Regions from separate parts of the Homo sapiens genome. Here region 1 is linked to region 2. A link is a contact called in ENCODE Hi-C or POLR2A ChIA-PET data. All regions are on one chromosome and are shown on one strand. The core of a region is the stretch at or near the end of the contact, and the rest is flanking DNA. Distances in the headings are between cores, read along the strand shown. Region 1 holds the start of KHSRP (KH-type splicing regulatory protein). Region 2 holds the start of TNFSF14 (TNF superfamily member 14).

Region 1 (3,785 bases), core at 433-2,932, 250 kb before region 2:
ATTAGCTGGGTGTGGTGGTGCACACTTATAATCCCAGCTACTCGGGAGGCTGAGGCAGGAGGAGCACTTCAACTGGAGAGGTGGAGGCTGTGGTGTGCTGAGATCGTGCCACTGCACCCCTGCCTGGGTGATATTGAGACTGTTTCCAAAAAACAAACAAACAAACAAAAAACCAAGACTCTATGGGACACAAGTTACATCTCAGACACGTGAAGAGCAACTTTAAAGAAACCTCAACCCAGCAAACTTAGGATCAGAGTCTGGGGTTTAGAAACCCAAACCATGTTAAGAATCTCCCTTTCCACCAGTCTCCATTTTTCTACGCTGCCCTAGAGCCAAAACTCATGGGATGCCCACAGGGGGCCTGTCCCCACCAACTGACAGCACCAGCTTCCTCCCTTCAAGCTGTCCCAGAATCAGACGGTTCCATGGGCAATAAGACCAAATGCACGCTAGAACCCACCCAACTCCAAGGGTGAGAGAGACGACAGAGGGCCAGAACACAGGCGTTCACTTAACGGGACCTCCCACCTTGGGAGGAGCCAGTCTCTAGCCCCGGAGGCATTGGGACAGCCCAGGAGCCGGTCGGCGGCAAAGTCCTCCCATTCTACCGACCCCCACCCCTCCAGGCCATGGGGAGGCTGCAAATGGAGCTGGAGAGGTCAGTCCTAGCAGCATGTGACACTTCCTTGTCATTACGCCTCAATACACGGGGGTGGGAGACCCTCCCTTCTTTCCCCCAAAGAGACAGACCACGCTTTCAAGCCACCAAAGCATCCAAGAGCCAGTCCCCATGCTCGTCTTCCCCATTTCGCCCAAGTGCTCAGCCCTAGACAGGTCCCCATCCACTTTCCCGACTGAAGAGGAAGGACTGTCCCTCCCACCCCCACAATGTCCCTTTCTCCTAGAGAGGGGACAGAAATGGGACTGGGTTGGGGGCAAACACTGCCCTTTGCCCTGATATGGAGGGGAGAGTAAAGGCCCTCCGCCCGGGAAGGTGGACCCCTGCCTCCAGGCATGTCCTAAGGCCGGGGGGCTAAGGGGGGGGTCCCAAAAGTGCGTCTCCGAGCTCCGGGGCGCCTGCACACCCAGGCGCCGCTCCTGGTGACCCCCAGTGCGCCCCTACTCCCTGCAGGGGGGTCACCCGTTGGGATCCCACTCGAGGCGCAGCGGGAGGGCCAGGCCCCCGCCTACCGCCCACGTGACCCCGCGACGGCCCCGGCCCCCCTCCGCGACCCTGCGCGCGCGCGCGCACGTGACCCCCGCCCCCTCCCCCGCCTGCGCGCGCGCGCGAGCGCGCCCCTCAGGCCCTCGGCCTCCTCACCTGGCGGGCCCGCTGCACGGCGTCGGCGAAAGCGTCCTTGCGGATTCCCGGGCCGCCTCCGCCGGGTGGCTGAGAGGGGCCCCCGGCCGACCCCCCGCCCGGGCCGCCGCCGCCGGGACCGCCGCCGCCCCGGTCCCCCGCGCCTGGCGGGCCCGGCGGAGGGCCTCCCCCGGCGCCTCCGGCTCCCCCGCCCCCGCCGGCGGGCGGCGGCGGCCCGGGCGGGGGTCCTCCCGTGCTGTAGTCCGACATGGCGCGGCGGGGCCGGGCCTGGCGCGGAGGCTGAAGCTGAGGAGGCGGCGGCGGCGGCGGCGGCTCAACGCGGGAACAAGGCCTCGCTCCACACGGCCGCGGAGCACTCTGGGAACCCAGCCGCTGGGAGGACGACGAGGGGGGAGAGAGTCGCCCCTCCCGCCGCCGACGTGACGGACGACTCCGGCGGGCCAATGGGAGGCAGCCGCCGCACCCCGGACACCAATCGCGAGCTCTGTAGGAGGTGGCCAATCGGAGTGCAATGAGGGGCAGTGGGCGGGAGGCTCAGAGTGACTGACAGCTCTCAGAGGCAATAGCTGCGAGCTGCCCGTGCTGGGCGGGCAAATGAAGGAGATCTGAGAAGGCAGGAGGCCCAATGAAACGCGAGTGCCAGATTCGCGGGGCGGCTTCAGAATTAGATTGACGGTTCTGAAGAGTCACGTGGACTGTAAGGCCGGGCCTAGTGGAAGACTCCTATGGACCGGCTGGGTGGGCGTTAGGTTTGATAGTCGTGGACACAAGCCAATGAATGCACGTGAGAGGTGGTGCTTGTAAAGATGGGCAGCCAATTAATCCAATTCCTGACGAGTTCTGGGTGATGAGGTTGGCTTTGGACTTTAATTGCTTCCCTTGTTAACCAGAATCCTTTTCTATCCCTGACTTCTAAGCCAATGGCTGAGCGACATGGGTGGGTGTTCGGTGACTGACACTGGTCTGGACAAATGGGAATGAAGGAAATCAAAGCGCCCACTTTTGGTGGGAGCCAGTGGAAGCGCCGCTGCATTGGGGCGGAGTCGGCCACCAGACAGCGAGGGGATTAGCGGGAACTGTAGTGAATGGCAGCCGACGTGGGCGGTGGCAATCGGCTGCCCGAACTCAGGCCTGATGTCTGGGTTAGCTCACCGGCAGCCTGGTTGGGTAGGCCCGGCACGTGGCCCGCTTGAAGCCTTAGAGATCGAGCGCTTCCGGAGGTGGGGAGGCCGGAAAGCAGGAAACTCGGGATCCCCCGGGCCTTCTTCTCTCTCGACCCCCCATCTAGAGCGTCCAGTTCTCTTGCAGGACTCAAGGAACCAGCCCCACTCACGAGTCCAGAACCGTTCCAACAACCGGGATCGAGGGATCACAGCCTCGATCACACCCCTCACTTCACACCCCTCACTCCCTTCGCCTAAGGCCCTGGGATCCAAGCCTCAAGCTCCTATCCTAGGTCCTCACTTCCTCTCCTGGACACAAATTCCCATTCAGGACCCAGAGGCCCAAGGTCCCCAGCTCCCCTACTGGGTCCAGGGATCTCATGCACCCAGTTCCACTCCTAGGCCCAAGTATCCAGACACGTTCAGCAAAAACCATCTCTTTATTCCTTGTTGTGTGACATGTTCACCATTTCGCCCTGGAGCCAGGACGACCCACAAGGGGCCAGACTGGAGTCCACGTTTCTTGTCTCAGGCTGCACCCTGGGGAGGGAGTCCCAGGAGTTTTCTGACCCAGCACTGCCCCCCTCCACCCACCACCAACCCCAGCTTCAGGAATCTTCTGACCCAGAGCCCCACCCCCACCCCCAGCCTGCTTTTGCCACCAAAAACTGCCCCAGGGCCTGAACCTTGAGGCCTCGAGGGCTCTTTGGGGCCAGGGGTCATCAGGTCCTCCTGTCCCATTTCTGCCTAGGCTGTGTCGTCCAGCTCACAGCCTATATGCCCAGGGTTTTCTTCATGGCTTCGTACACCACATAGCTGATGCCACCTGCTGGTAAGACCTTCAGTAGCGTGGGGGTCATGCCTCGGTACAGCCCTAGCCAGCCCTGCTGGGCCAGGATCCGCTGGAGGACTCCGCGCATGGTGGGATTTGAGCCCTCCACGGTATCTGCAGGGACACAGGCAAGATCAGGACTAGGCCAGAGATGACCGGGCCTCCTAGGAGTCTGGAATGTTGCGGACAGGTGCTGAAGCCACGGGTAGGGGCCCCAGGGGTCAGTAGGAAAACAGTTTGAAGAGTCTTAGAGGAAATTGGTCAGTTTGAGGAGGAGTGGGGGAGTTTCTGAGTAGTAGTTATCAGGATTAATTTTAGGAAATTTTCTTGAGGGGTGGGAGTGGGGATAGGGTCTCTCTCTGTTGCGCAGGCTGGAGTGTGGAGGCACGATCATAGCTCACTGCAGCCTCGACCTCCAGAACTCAAGGGATCCTCCAGCCTCAGCCTCCCAAGTAGCTGGGACCAC
Region 2 (3,728 bases), core at 550-3,049:
TCTAAGATAAATAAATATGTAATTAATTAAATAAATAAGTAATATTTAAAAATACAGGGACAAGGCCAGGCGTGGTGGCTCACACCTGTAATCCCAGCACTTTGGGAGGCTGAGGCAGGTGGATCACTTGAGGTCAGGAGTTCGAGACAAGTCTGGCCAACATGGTGAAACCCCGTCTGTACTAAAAATACACAAATTAGCCAGGCACGGTGGCGGATGCCTGTGATCCCAGCTACTGCTCAGGAGGCTGAGACAAGGGAATCACTTGAACCTGGGAGGTGGGGTTGTAGTGAGCCAAGACTGCACCACTACACTACAGCCTGGGCTATGGGAGAGAAACCTTGTCTCAAAAAAAAAAAAATGCAGACAGCGAGATGGCTGGACACATGGACACCACCCTTGGGATATAGCACCTGCCACAGGGCACAGACCTCAACATCATCATGACGCTGAGAAGACACATGTGGGCTCAGATGCGTGGACATGTGGTTTGTGGTTTATGGATCCATGTGCGTCTACAGACACAGAGACCCAGAGACAAAGACAGACAACGTGAATACACCGGCTGCAGCTAGGCGGGTGTGTGGACATGTGGGTACACGCACATACGTCCACATGGGTATATGGACACGAATGTGTGGCCACCGGATCCAGACCCAGGACACAAAAGGGGCCAAGCCCACAGGGGTATGGTGTTGGGCACACATAGACCCCCAGGTGAGGCACACAGACAGGCGGACACATCCACAGCCAGCTGGAAGCAGACCGAGAAATTTCCACAGATGGAAATGGTCAGAGAATTAATGACAATCGCAGTAACAGTAATAAGAGTACCAGAGAAGGCCAGGCGCAGTGGCTCACACCTGTAATCCCAGCACTTTGGGAGGCTGAGGCGGGTGGATCTCCTGAGGTCGGGAGTTTGAGACCAGCCTGACAAACATAGAGAAGCCCCATCTCTACTAAAAATACAAAATTGGCCAGGCGTGGTGGCGCATGCCTGTAATCCCAGCTACTCGGGAGGCTGAGGCAGGAGAATCACTTGAACCCGGGAGGCAGAGGTTGCGGTGAGCAGAGATCATGCCATTGCACTCCAGCCTGGGCAACGAGAGTGAAACTCCGTCTCAAAAATAAAAAAGTACAGAGAAAATGCATGCGTGTGTGCACAGGGGTGTGCATGGCAGTGTTGGGGTGTCAGTTCCGACGGGTGGAGCTGGCATCGTCTGGTACTACACATGCCATAGCATACTTCGTCCCCTATGAAGAGACTGCCCTTATTTTGTAGATGAAGACACTGAGGTTCAGAGAGGTGAATTCACTTGCCCAAGGCTGGGAGCAGCAACCAGTCAAGCCAGCTGCTCTCAGCCTGTGCCCTGTCCTACACACACACACACACACACACACACACACACACACAGACACACAGTGACCCACAATGACACAGGGGAGCCCCCCTCACCTCCACCTGCTCTCAGCCCCCCGGTCCCACTCACAGGCAGGCGGGTGACCATCTCTCCTAGACGCCAGTGCAGCTGCAGGAGGAACCAGCCTTGGACGGCCAGCCCGGCCCCCATCAGCAACAGCAAGAGACCCAGACCCACCCGGGCCACACTGCACGACTGTCTCCGGTGGCTTCGTCCCAGCCTCGTGAATGGGATGTCGGTCTGTCCATCCACCACAAACACTGAGGGCCGTACGACACTCTCCTCCATGCCCAAGGTGTCTGGAGCAGGGCTGACACGCCTGGGTCCTTCAACCTCAGAGGAAACCGAAATTGCTCAACACTCCTGGGCTGTGCACGCTGCGGACAGGCACCCGTGGGCCGCCTTTAGAGCTGGGGTTCAGCCCCACCCCTTCCCCCACTCACCCTCCTCTTCTTCCGGTACCCGCCGCCCCCGGTCTTGGCCCTGTCTCACTCTCACTCATACAGACTCTCACACTTTCCAGAGGCTTCTGAAAATGTGACTCAGGTGGCAAGTGCAGTGGGGAGCCCCCAGCTTTCCCTTCTTGGATGCTTCATTCGCTTGGGGCCACCAAATATCGACTGAGGACTTTCTGCCCATGCCAGGCTCTGCTCTCGGTGTGGGGGATGCAGCAATGAACAACAGCAAGAAGGGTCCCTGCTCCTCTTCTGGTGGAGCCAGAGAGACAAGAAACCTCGTAAACAAGAAAATAATACGTTGTGGGTTTTTTTGTTCGTTTATTTGTTTTGTTTTTGAGATGGAGTCTCGCTCTGTTGCCCAGGCTGGAGTGCAGTGGCGCGATCTCAGCTTACTACAACCTCCACCTCCTGGGTTCAAGCAATTCTCCTGCCTCAGCCTCCCAAGTAGCGGGGATTACAGGCGCGTGCCACCACGCCTGGCTGCTTTTTGTATTTTTAGTAGAGATGGGTTTTCACCATGTCGGTCAGGCTGGTCTCGAACTCCTGACCTCAAGCGATCCACCCACCTCAGCCTCCCAAAGTGCTGGGATTACAAACGTGAGCCGCACCATGCCCGGCCTTCTGTTGTGTTTTGATGTGACAAGTGCAGTGAAAAACACAAGAGTGGAATAAAGGAGTGGATGTGTGCTCTGTGTGTGTGCTTGTCTGCATGCATATATGTGTGCAGTGTGTGCATGTGAATGTGTGTATTCAGTTGTGTGCATGCAAGTGTGTATCATGTACACATGTGCAGGCGCATGCCTGTGTATCATACATGTGCTGGCATGTAAATGTGCGTGCATATGTGGGCAGGTGCATGCATATGTGTATGGTCATCTGTGTGCATGTGCATGTGGTCCATGTACATGCATGCATGTGCACGTGTGTGTATGTGTGAACATGCATCACATGTGCAAGTGGGTGTGCATATATGTGCTGTGTGCAGGTGTGTGCATGTGTGTGTGCCTGTGCATTGGTGCGTGTATGTGTGTGTGCGCACTTGCACGGGTGTGTTCATGTGTGTGGGGAGGTCCATGTATGAGTGTGCATGCATTCAAGCGTGGATTTTTTTTTTTTTCGAGACGGAGTCTCGCTCTGTCGCCCAGGCTGGAGTGCAGTGGTGCGATCTCGGCTCACTGCAAGCTCCGCCTCCCAGGTTCACGCCATTCTCCTGCCTCAGCCTCCTGAGTAGCTGGGACTACAGGCGCCCACCACCGCACCCAGCTAATTTTTTGTATTTTTAGTAGAGACGGGGTTTCACCGTGTTAGCCAGGATGGTCTCAATCTCCTGACCTCGTGATCCGCCTGCCTTGGCCTCCCAAAGTGCTGGGATTACAGGCATAAGCCACCGCACCCAGCCTTTTTCTTTCTTTTTTTTTTTGAGGCAGAGTCTCACTTTGTCACCCAGGCTGGAGTGCAGTGGTGCCATTTTGGCTCACTGCAACCTCTGCCTCCCGGATTCAAGCAATTTTCCTGCCTCAGCCTCCTGAGTAGCTGGGATTACAGGCGCCCACCACCATGCATAGCTAATTTTTGTATTATATGTTGGCCATTATATATGTTGTAACATATATGTTGTCTATATGTTGGCCAGGCTGGTCTCGAACTCCTGACCTCAGGTGATCTGCCCACCTCAGCCTCCCAAAATGCTAGAATTACAGGCGTGAGCCACTGCACTTGGCTTCTGTCTTGTTTCATAAGTATCTTTGTAATATCCTTGATTTTACCTCTTGGCCCTGAAAGCCAAAAACACTTATGTGGCCCTTTATAGATACAGTTTGCTGCCAGCTTGCCCCTGAGCTTAGGCTAA

The links. Hi-C counts contacts between places; a loop is a spot of excess contacts on that map. ChIA-PET counts read pairs that join two places held with the same protein, here RNA polymerase II (POLR2A). Pooled maps may share reads with other maps.
Region 1: a pooled map shows a loop between it and region 2 (7-fold over the local background). The contact joins the promoter of KHSRP here to the promoter of TNFSF14 in region 2. A Hi-C loop is called at or near these places in 8 of 50 pooled maps. POLR2A ChIA-PET finds 5 or more read pairs at or near these places in 2 of 52 experiments (GM12878 and WTC11).

What each region holds. Positions count from the first base shown.
Region 1 is chr19:6,423,129-6,426,913 of GRCh38, forward strand. It overlaps KHSRP (KH-type splicing regulatory protein), which reads right to left and starts at 1,683. Exons shown (of 19, transcript NM_001366299.1): 1 at 1,325-1,683. The coding sequence starts at 1,573. SLC25A41 (solute carrier family 25 member 41) reads right to left here. Exons shown (of 7, transcript NM_173637.4): 7 at 2,909-3,433. The coding sequence ends at 3,261. RefSeq lists an enhancer at 1,991-2,110.
Region 2 is chr19:6,668,361-6,672,088 of GRCh38, forward strand. TNFSF14 (TNF superfamily member 14) reads right to left here and starts at 1,800. Exons shown (of 4, transcript NM_001376887.1): 1 at 1,491-1,800. The coding sequence starts at 1,709. RefSeq lists enhancers at 320-409, 470-659, 1,560-1,649, 2,030-2,259 and a silencer at 2,830-2,929.